Linked DNA regions of Homo sapiens: region 2 is linked to region 1. Evidence: chromatin contacts called from ENCODE Hi-C or POLR2A ChIA-PET data. All regions are on one chromosome and are shown on one strand. Each heading gives the region's core, a stretch centred on a gene start or an enhancer-like site at or near the end of the contact. The rest is flanking DNA. Distances are from core to core; before and after follow the strand shown.

The links. Hi-C counts contacts between places; a loop is a spot of excess contacts on that map. ChIA-PET counts read pairs that join two places held with the same protein, here RNA polymerase II (POLR2A). Pooled maps may share reads with other maps.
Region 2: a map of psoas muscle shows a loop between it and region 1 (3-fold over the local background). The contact joins two enhancer-like sites. A Hi-C loop is called at or near these places in 4 of 168 maps with a recorded cell type or tissue (Right ventricle myocardium inferior, gastrocnemius medialis, prostate gland and 1 more) and 2 of 50 pooled maps. POLR2A ChIA-PET finds 5 or more read pairs at or near these places in 5 of 52 experiments (AG04449, HepG2, MCF 10A and 2 more).

The regions. Positions count from the first base shown.
Region 1 is chr11:19,986,837-19,990,401 of GRCh38, reverse strand. All of the region lies in intron 11 of NAV2 (neuron navigator 2), which reads right to left. Among named protein-coding and RNA genes, the nearest start is that of NAV2-AS3, 7.2 kb to the right of the region's middle. Within about 2 kb of position 1,666, at least 10 of the 41 ENCODE cell types and tissues checked have a DNase peak (open chromatin) inside an H3K27ac peak, as active enhancers do; they include gastrocnemius medialis and psoas muscle, where a contact is called at or near this core.
Region 2 is chr11:20,055,996-20,059,647 of GRCh38, reverse strand. All of the region lies in intron 19 of NAV2 (neuron navigator 2), which reads right to left. Among named protein-coding and RNA genes, the nearest start is that of NAV2-AS2, 8.5 kb to the right of the region's middle. Within about 2 kb of position 1,932, at least 10 of the 41 ENCODE cell types and tissues checked have a DNase peak (open chromatin) inside an H3K27ac peak, as active enhancers do; they include gastrocnemius medialis and psoas muscle, where a contact is called at or near this core.

The sequences.
Region 1 (3,565 bases), core at 417-2,916:
AAGACCAGGAGAGAAAAGTTTTTGAATGACTGCAGAATCTCTGCAGATCTGGTGGCCTTGGAATTCCTAGCTCACTAAAGGGAAGCATCACCCCTGACCTGTGATCTTGACATTGCAGGCTCCTCCCTCAACTAACAATACAAAAATTGCAATAAGTCAGAATTCACAAATGGGCATCCCTTTTCTAAACTTGCAAGAAGGCCAAGGAGGCAACTGGCCCAGCTCTGTGTAAGAAAGGACCTTTTCCTTGAAGTCTGAGAACAGTGATGAGAAAAGGGGTGAGGGCAAGCCCACTCGCACGGTCCATGTGCAACAGGTCTGGGAGGGAGACAAGTCAAGAACTATTCCCTTTTTCCTCTTAATGTGAATCATTTTGCATTGTCTCTGAAGGACAGAGTTCACTTTTCCAGCTGTTTGGGCATTGCTTGTATTTTCAGTGGCTAAGGGCTCATTTGAAGAGACGATACCATGGTAAGAACTCAAAATTAGGGAATCTCTACAAAGAGAGCTCCCTAAAAGAAGCAGTATGTTAGGCGACCGGAGGATTTGGGGGGTGATCAGACAGGCCTGGGTTTGAATCCCAGCTTGGACACTCATTAGGTGTGTAACCCTGGGCACGTTTACTCACCCTCTCTGAGCACCACTGCTTCAAATCTATGAAACCAGGATAACATCTCCTCTCAAAGGGTCAGGGGTAAATGAGATAATATTTGCAAGGTGCTTGACACAGTTCCTGGCATAGAGCAACCCATCAGGAAATGGCAACTATTACTGGTTTTATTACCTTCTGATATAAGTTTATATTCGTTTTCTATTGCTGACATAAGTTTATGTCAGTTTTCTATTGCCATAACAAGTTAATATAAACTTAGTAGCTAAAAACAAAAAAAATTGATTAGCTCACAGTTCTGTGAGTCAGAAGCTGACATGGGTCTCGTGGGCTAAAATGATGGGTATGTGCAGGGCTACATTCATTTCTGGAGGCTCTAGGAGCATCTGTTCCTATGGCTTTTCCCCTACATAGAGGCCACCTGCATTCTTGGGCTGTAGCCTTCTTCCTCCATCTTCAAAGCTGGCAATGGCATGACGAGTCCTTCTTACATGACATCATTCTGACCTCCTCCTCTTGGCCTCCCTCTTTCACTTTTGAGGACCTTGTGATTATGTTGGACCCACCTGAATAAGCCAGAGTAATCTCCCTGTCAGCTGACTGGCAACCTTAATTCCCCTCGCCATGAAACTTAACATATCCACAGGTTCTGGAGATTAGAATGTGGCCATCTTTGGGGATGATTATTACACCTACCACAGGCTTAGAATGAAGCGTGAGGGGAGCAGTCTCTTCCCGTTTTTGCTGCTTCTCTTATGTGGCTCTCAGTAGGGACTATGCTTCAGAAATAACTGGCTTGTTGGGGACCTACCACCTGGTAAGGGCGCCAATTGCATCTGCAGGCTGGGGACCTCTGGCCTGGATTAAACTCTTTCCTCCAGATCAGACCTGAATCCATGAATGCACTGCTTGGTGCCAGGAGGCCTGCTTTGTTCCATATGAATCACAAAGCCAAGCAGTGTCCTGGGCTCTTGGAGTTCTTATGACACTCCCAGCAAGGAAGGAGGGCTCAGCTTGGCAGGCTGCTCAAATACCAGGTTGCATAGTTACATTCTCACACCATGAGACTCTCCTTGAGAGAGGCCTCCCAATTCAAGCTGAAACTGGGACGCCTCTGAGTGCCAAGGCCCTGGATGCAGCCTGGAAAGTCTGTACAGTGACTCTGAATCCTTCACTGAAACAGCAATCTCAGTACTTAAAACATTCAGAATTTGAAGGGTAATGAAAAACTTATAACAAGAAGAAAAGAAAAATCTCTCCTTTCTGCTTGGTTTCCTGGCTCAAAGGTGGAGGGCGATTTTCATTTTGTTCAAGTTTCAGGCTGACTCTTTACCACACAGCATTTGTTTTTTTTGTCTTTAGAAGGTTTGAAGTAATATGGCCTTATCGCCTAAATTAATAAAAAGCACTGAAGTTCAGTAAGTATTCTAACGGCTTAGAAGAAAGTTACCAAGTAGTTCCAAAGTCCTCCTCCTGATCTAATGTCACACCAAGCCTGATTTCTGTCCTCGTTGTGCTCTCAATGGCGTTTATGTGATCTTGGGATGACATTCGAGAGGAGCATCTAACTGGCTCAGCCCGTTGTGTGCTAAAACACAGGTTGGTAAAGAAAAGGATGAGGAGGATGGTGTGGCTTTGCAGTCACCAAGAAAGAGATTTAGAACTTTCCCAGAGCTGATCTTTACACTATCAAAGCTCTCAACTTGCTGGAGTTCGGGAACTTTTGATGGGTTCTGAGAGGACAGCAGTGCATGTAGGAACTGGCAGGAGTTCAATGAGCCATTTGACTGTCTGTTAGCCTAGTCTTGGCCCTCCTTGCCATATTTCTTCTTCTTCCCAGTCTGCCAGTTTGGAGACCTCCATGCCAAAGCTCCTTTTATCTGTCTGTTATCTGGAGCCTATGATGTGTAATAAGCCACTCCATTTGTCCCTTTTGATCCTCTCTTCTCAGACACCTGGCTCTAGTCTGCTGGAAGTAGACACTGATCACTATCAGGAAAAACCTGGAGCCCAGGAGTGGCAACCCTAAAGAGTGACAAGAGATCAAGGGCACACTTTACTATCTTCATTTATTATTTCTTAGAAGCTGGCTGGTAACATACCAGACTCACCAACTGACACAGTCTCTATCTCCCAGGCTCTGAAGGCATCCATTCTTATCAGTTACTTTTAATAACCCTGAAGATACCCCAGCCACATTCTGCTGCAAACAGGCAAGTTCTGCCTGGTAGGCCAGCGTCCCTTAAGGTCTTTTCCTGGAAGAGCTGTTCTCCCCAGCTGCTTGGCTGTGGTTATTAATTTTCTTATTCACACAGTGATCTGCCTTTCTTTCGTTTGCTGAGGTCTAATCAGGTCTAATCACTCAGTACTTTTCCTCTTTCCTTTGTAGAACTCATGTGGTCTATTGCTTATGTGTGAATGGAAAAAGGACCAGGCTATCTTTTTATACAGAACTTCCTGGAAAAACCTTAGCTCTGGGACCTTCGATTTTCAGGTTTAAAGGAAAGAATTCGGGTCAATTATCTAAGTTGTTTAAAGAACATATTTCCAATTACAGGGACAAGAACAGTATTATCGAAATTGCAGCCACTTGCATACTACCTTTGTTTTCTGATATAACTACATACCACCTGTGATATTCTTCCTTGATATTTCACATTAAATTGTCTCAAGTCTACACTATCCTTACCTTAAGCAGCATTTGTAAAATCACAGGTTTGATGTGCTAGTTGTAAGTTTTTAAAAAAATATTAAAATTAAAATGTAATTATTAAAAAGGAGTATTTTCCTATCTGCCATCTAAAACTATCTCCTATACCACCATGATAGCCTCCCACTTTGGGAAACACTCATTTAGAATATAGATTTTGTAACTACATGAGACTAAATTTGCGATTTACATAAAGAATTTTACAGAAACAAATGTACTATTTCAACTTAGCCAAAGATGAAGTA
Region 2 (3,652 bases), core at 683-3,182, 69 kb before region 1:
ATCGCTCTGCCTTTGAGTAATCTGTTGTACTGGTTTCTGATTCTTTTTTCATTTGTTTGTTTTTTTTTAAAGAGCCTTTTGGTGTCTTTTAGAATGGTGTCCTAGTCCCTTCATTCAGTCAACACATGGGCACAACCTAGGAATGTTTGAGAAGAAAGATGCTTTAGTAGGAGTGAAAACACTAGATAGAATGAAACAACTAGGCATATTCCAGCCAATAAAGCAATCAAGTGCCTCTGACCCTCATCACAGAGAATCTGCAGGTAACAATCCCAGACTAGGCAGGAGTTTCCACCGTTAATCAACAACAGAGTACATTACATCTCAGAATGGTTAAGTGACGTGGCCAGACACACAGCTAGTCAGGAGCAGAAAGAGAATGTGGATCTAGGCATCACGATCTACTTCTCATTCCACAATTGGGTACTGTGGAAAGAGTCAGAAGAATGAAATGCAGTGCTGATGGCTAATGGACTGCCCTGCCTCTCCACCAGCAAAGGAAGCATCACAAAACAGAGAAGACATTGATGAAAGATCAGAGCTTGCCTCAGACAGGTTTAAAAAAAAAAAACCCAACTGAGTCAGATATCAAGGTAGGATTGAGTGAAAAGAAAGAGGGACTGGAATCAAGAAGCTTAAGACATCATTGTGGCTGCATAAAGTCTTCAAGTCACTTTTGCCTCAATTTGGCCATTAAAAAAATGAGGATGATAATGGCCCTTGGGGAGAAGGCTATAATATGACAATTATAACAATAGCTACCATTGAGTGAGCACTTACAATACTCCCCTTTCAAAGTTATTTGTTAAATGCTTTCCAAGATTCATCTCACCTAATCTTCACTTCAATTTTCCAAAGCAGGTACAATTATTTTTCACATTTCAGTGAATAGGAAACAGGCTGAGCAGGTCAAGTCCTTTCTCAGAATCACACTGCTAACAGTAGAGGTGCCAGGATTTGAACCACTTCAGCAATTCAGGGCCTAGATACACAAGCATGCTGCAATACAAGCTTTCTTGATTAATAAGCTTCTGTGCTCCTGGGGATTCCATATAAATTGATAGGGTGGAGGGTTTCTGTGTTTTTCACTGCATTAGCTCTTAGTGATGATTGGTGAAGTCATGGGATTTTTTTTTCTCTAGAATCCATTTTAATAATGCTTCAAGCATCCCCTTAAATGTACGCTATTAAAGTTGACTTTAAGATCGCATAATGCATCTGATAGAAAGTAATTTACCTGAAACACCTTTGAAAGGCTGCATCTGGCCATGCCTGTACCTAATCTACATATTTATAATTCCTAAAACTCCTTCAAAGTGGAAAGAGCTAATTAAATTGCACAAAAACCTCACACAAATACTTGTGCTACTTCTTCCTAAATTTCTATTCTGCTTTATGGCGTATAATACACCTAACTGATTATTACAAGGAGGTTCTGTTTGGTCCAAACATGAAATGTCAATTTTCTTCCAACTGCTCCTGCAATACTGGGAGTTAATAAATTCAAAAAAAGGAATTTCAACGAAAGGAATTAAAAACCTAATTACACAAACTCTATTTTATTTTTGAATGTAATAACCTTAGAAGAAATAAAATCAATCTGATGCCATATTTTCCAAAAGATGATAATGTTATGTATTCACAGTGTATTGACAGCGGTCCCTATCCATTCCCCTAAAGTTTGACTTTTACCTCTGTGCTTCAGTTCCATGTCACCATGAATCATTAGGTTTACAAAAGTCTAGACACTGCTTGTGGGCAAGCACTTTTTATCAATGTCATTTTGACATCCCAGATATTCCACAGTTGTGCTGTCTGCCAGCTTGATTCCAGATGGAATAAATAAAAGCTATCTGATGACGATACTGTAATGGTCCTGGACCTTTATGAGGCGAAGTGTGCTTGTTTGGACAAGTTTCAGTACTGGACGTGGTTCACTCAGGAAGACACATGGCAGAGAAGAGGAATACAGTGCGGGACAAACTCCATATGCAAATCCTTCCCGGGGAGGTTGGGAAATGCTCTGTGGCGATGCTTGGCCAGTACACTGACTAGAAAGAAGTTCAAGACAAACTGCCACTTCCTTCACCTTAGGATCACAATATATTCTCTACTATCACTGTTCTGAGCAGTTATAGCATTAATTTCTAGCTCTTAAATCTCACAAATGCCCCTCAGTGACTCAGGCTTCTCCCCTCCTTAATCCTTGGTCCCAGCAGCTTCCCATATATGGATTTACAGACTTGTGCCTGTTCACTGAATGTCATGGTATGCAAATGATACATAAATCAGGGTGCAAAGTATTAAGTTACCAAGAAAATAAACCAGGGGGCAATTGCTCTGTAAATACATTCTTTAAAACTTCTGTTAAAAAGAACACTAGGCAAAAGCAGAATCCTGTGCCTTGTGTTTCTCTCCCTTTTGACTTGAAACTTCCTAAACAATCACAAATTTGTTTGTTCTTTCATGCTGGGAGGATGCTGGCCCTTTTTCCCTACTCATATGGGGACCGGGAAGCACCTATAACTCACCCTCCACATTCTGCTTTTTCAATGGCAACAAAGGGACAACCAGATGTATAGTCCTCAGACTAGGCTCCGTTTGCTCCAAGATTCCCCACTCTCTGGCTGGGGACTTTGAGCTGCCAGGAAGTCAATGCTGAAGCTGTGTTTTTACAGCTATGTTATTAGAGCTTTACGGCTGTGTTATTACAGGCCATGACATGTAATAACATTATTGTGTTAACATTTATATGTATTATCTCATTTAATTCTCATAATTCCATGAGCTGAATACTATTATTACTCCTATTTTATCCATGAAAAAACAGAGGCACAGAGAGGTGAAGCAACTTGATCAAAATCATATACCTAAAAAGCAGTGGAGCTGGAATTTAAACTCTGCTAGTCTGACTCCTATTCTTATCATTGGTTAATGAGCATTGCCGCCAATGTCCCATCAGCCCCATCTTCATGGGGTGGGGATGATATCCTCCACAGAATTTTGACTGCTTACTCACCTAACTCATACCTTGCGTGATGGAACAAAGGAAGAGAGAAATGAAGTGAGCTGTGAAGACGGCTGACAAAGTTGTCCACAGAACTTTTCTCCCATGATTCTGATTAAAATGAACCAAACATAAAAATCCAACCCCAAATATTCTCAGTTAGCAACCAAAGAAAGAAAAGGGCATAACTGAAAACAATACACTTAAAAACCCAGTGCTTGAGAAAGGAGATGAAAAATTCTGGAGCAGAGCAGAAAGGCGTGGCTGCCCGGCCCCCAGAGCTACAGGGGCATGTCAGCACAGGGAAATGAACTCTCCAGTAGTTCTCTCTGCCAAGATGGTGAGCCGGTGGCTGAGCCTCAAGGTGGAGGCGCATGCCAAGAAGCTGTGGCCCAAGTCCAGGAGGGAGAAGCCTAAAGCGGACCTCAGTCAGCTCTATGGTTCACCAGTGATTTTTAAGCAGCCTCTTCCTCAAAGGCCTGGAAGGTTAATTAAGGGTCAGGCCAGACCTTACTCTTCAGAGATCCCCACCCCTGACCCCCAGAGTAGGTGGGAGAGGTGGGAGCACTTATAGGTGGGCTCTCAGGTTAAGGAAGTGAACTTAGCATAGAGGACCCTTAACTACACTGAGTAACCTGGGAGATG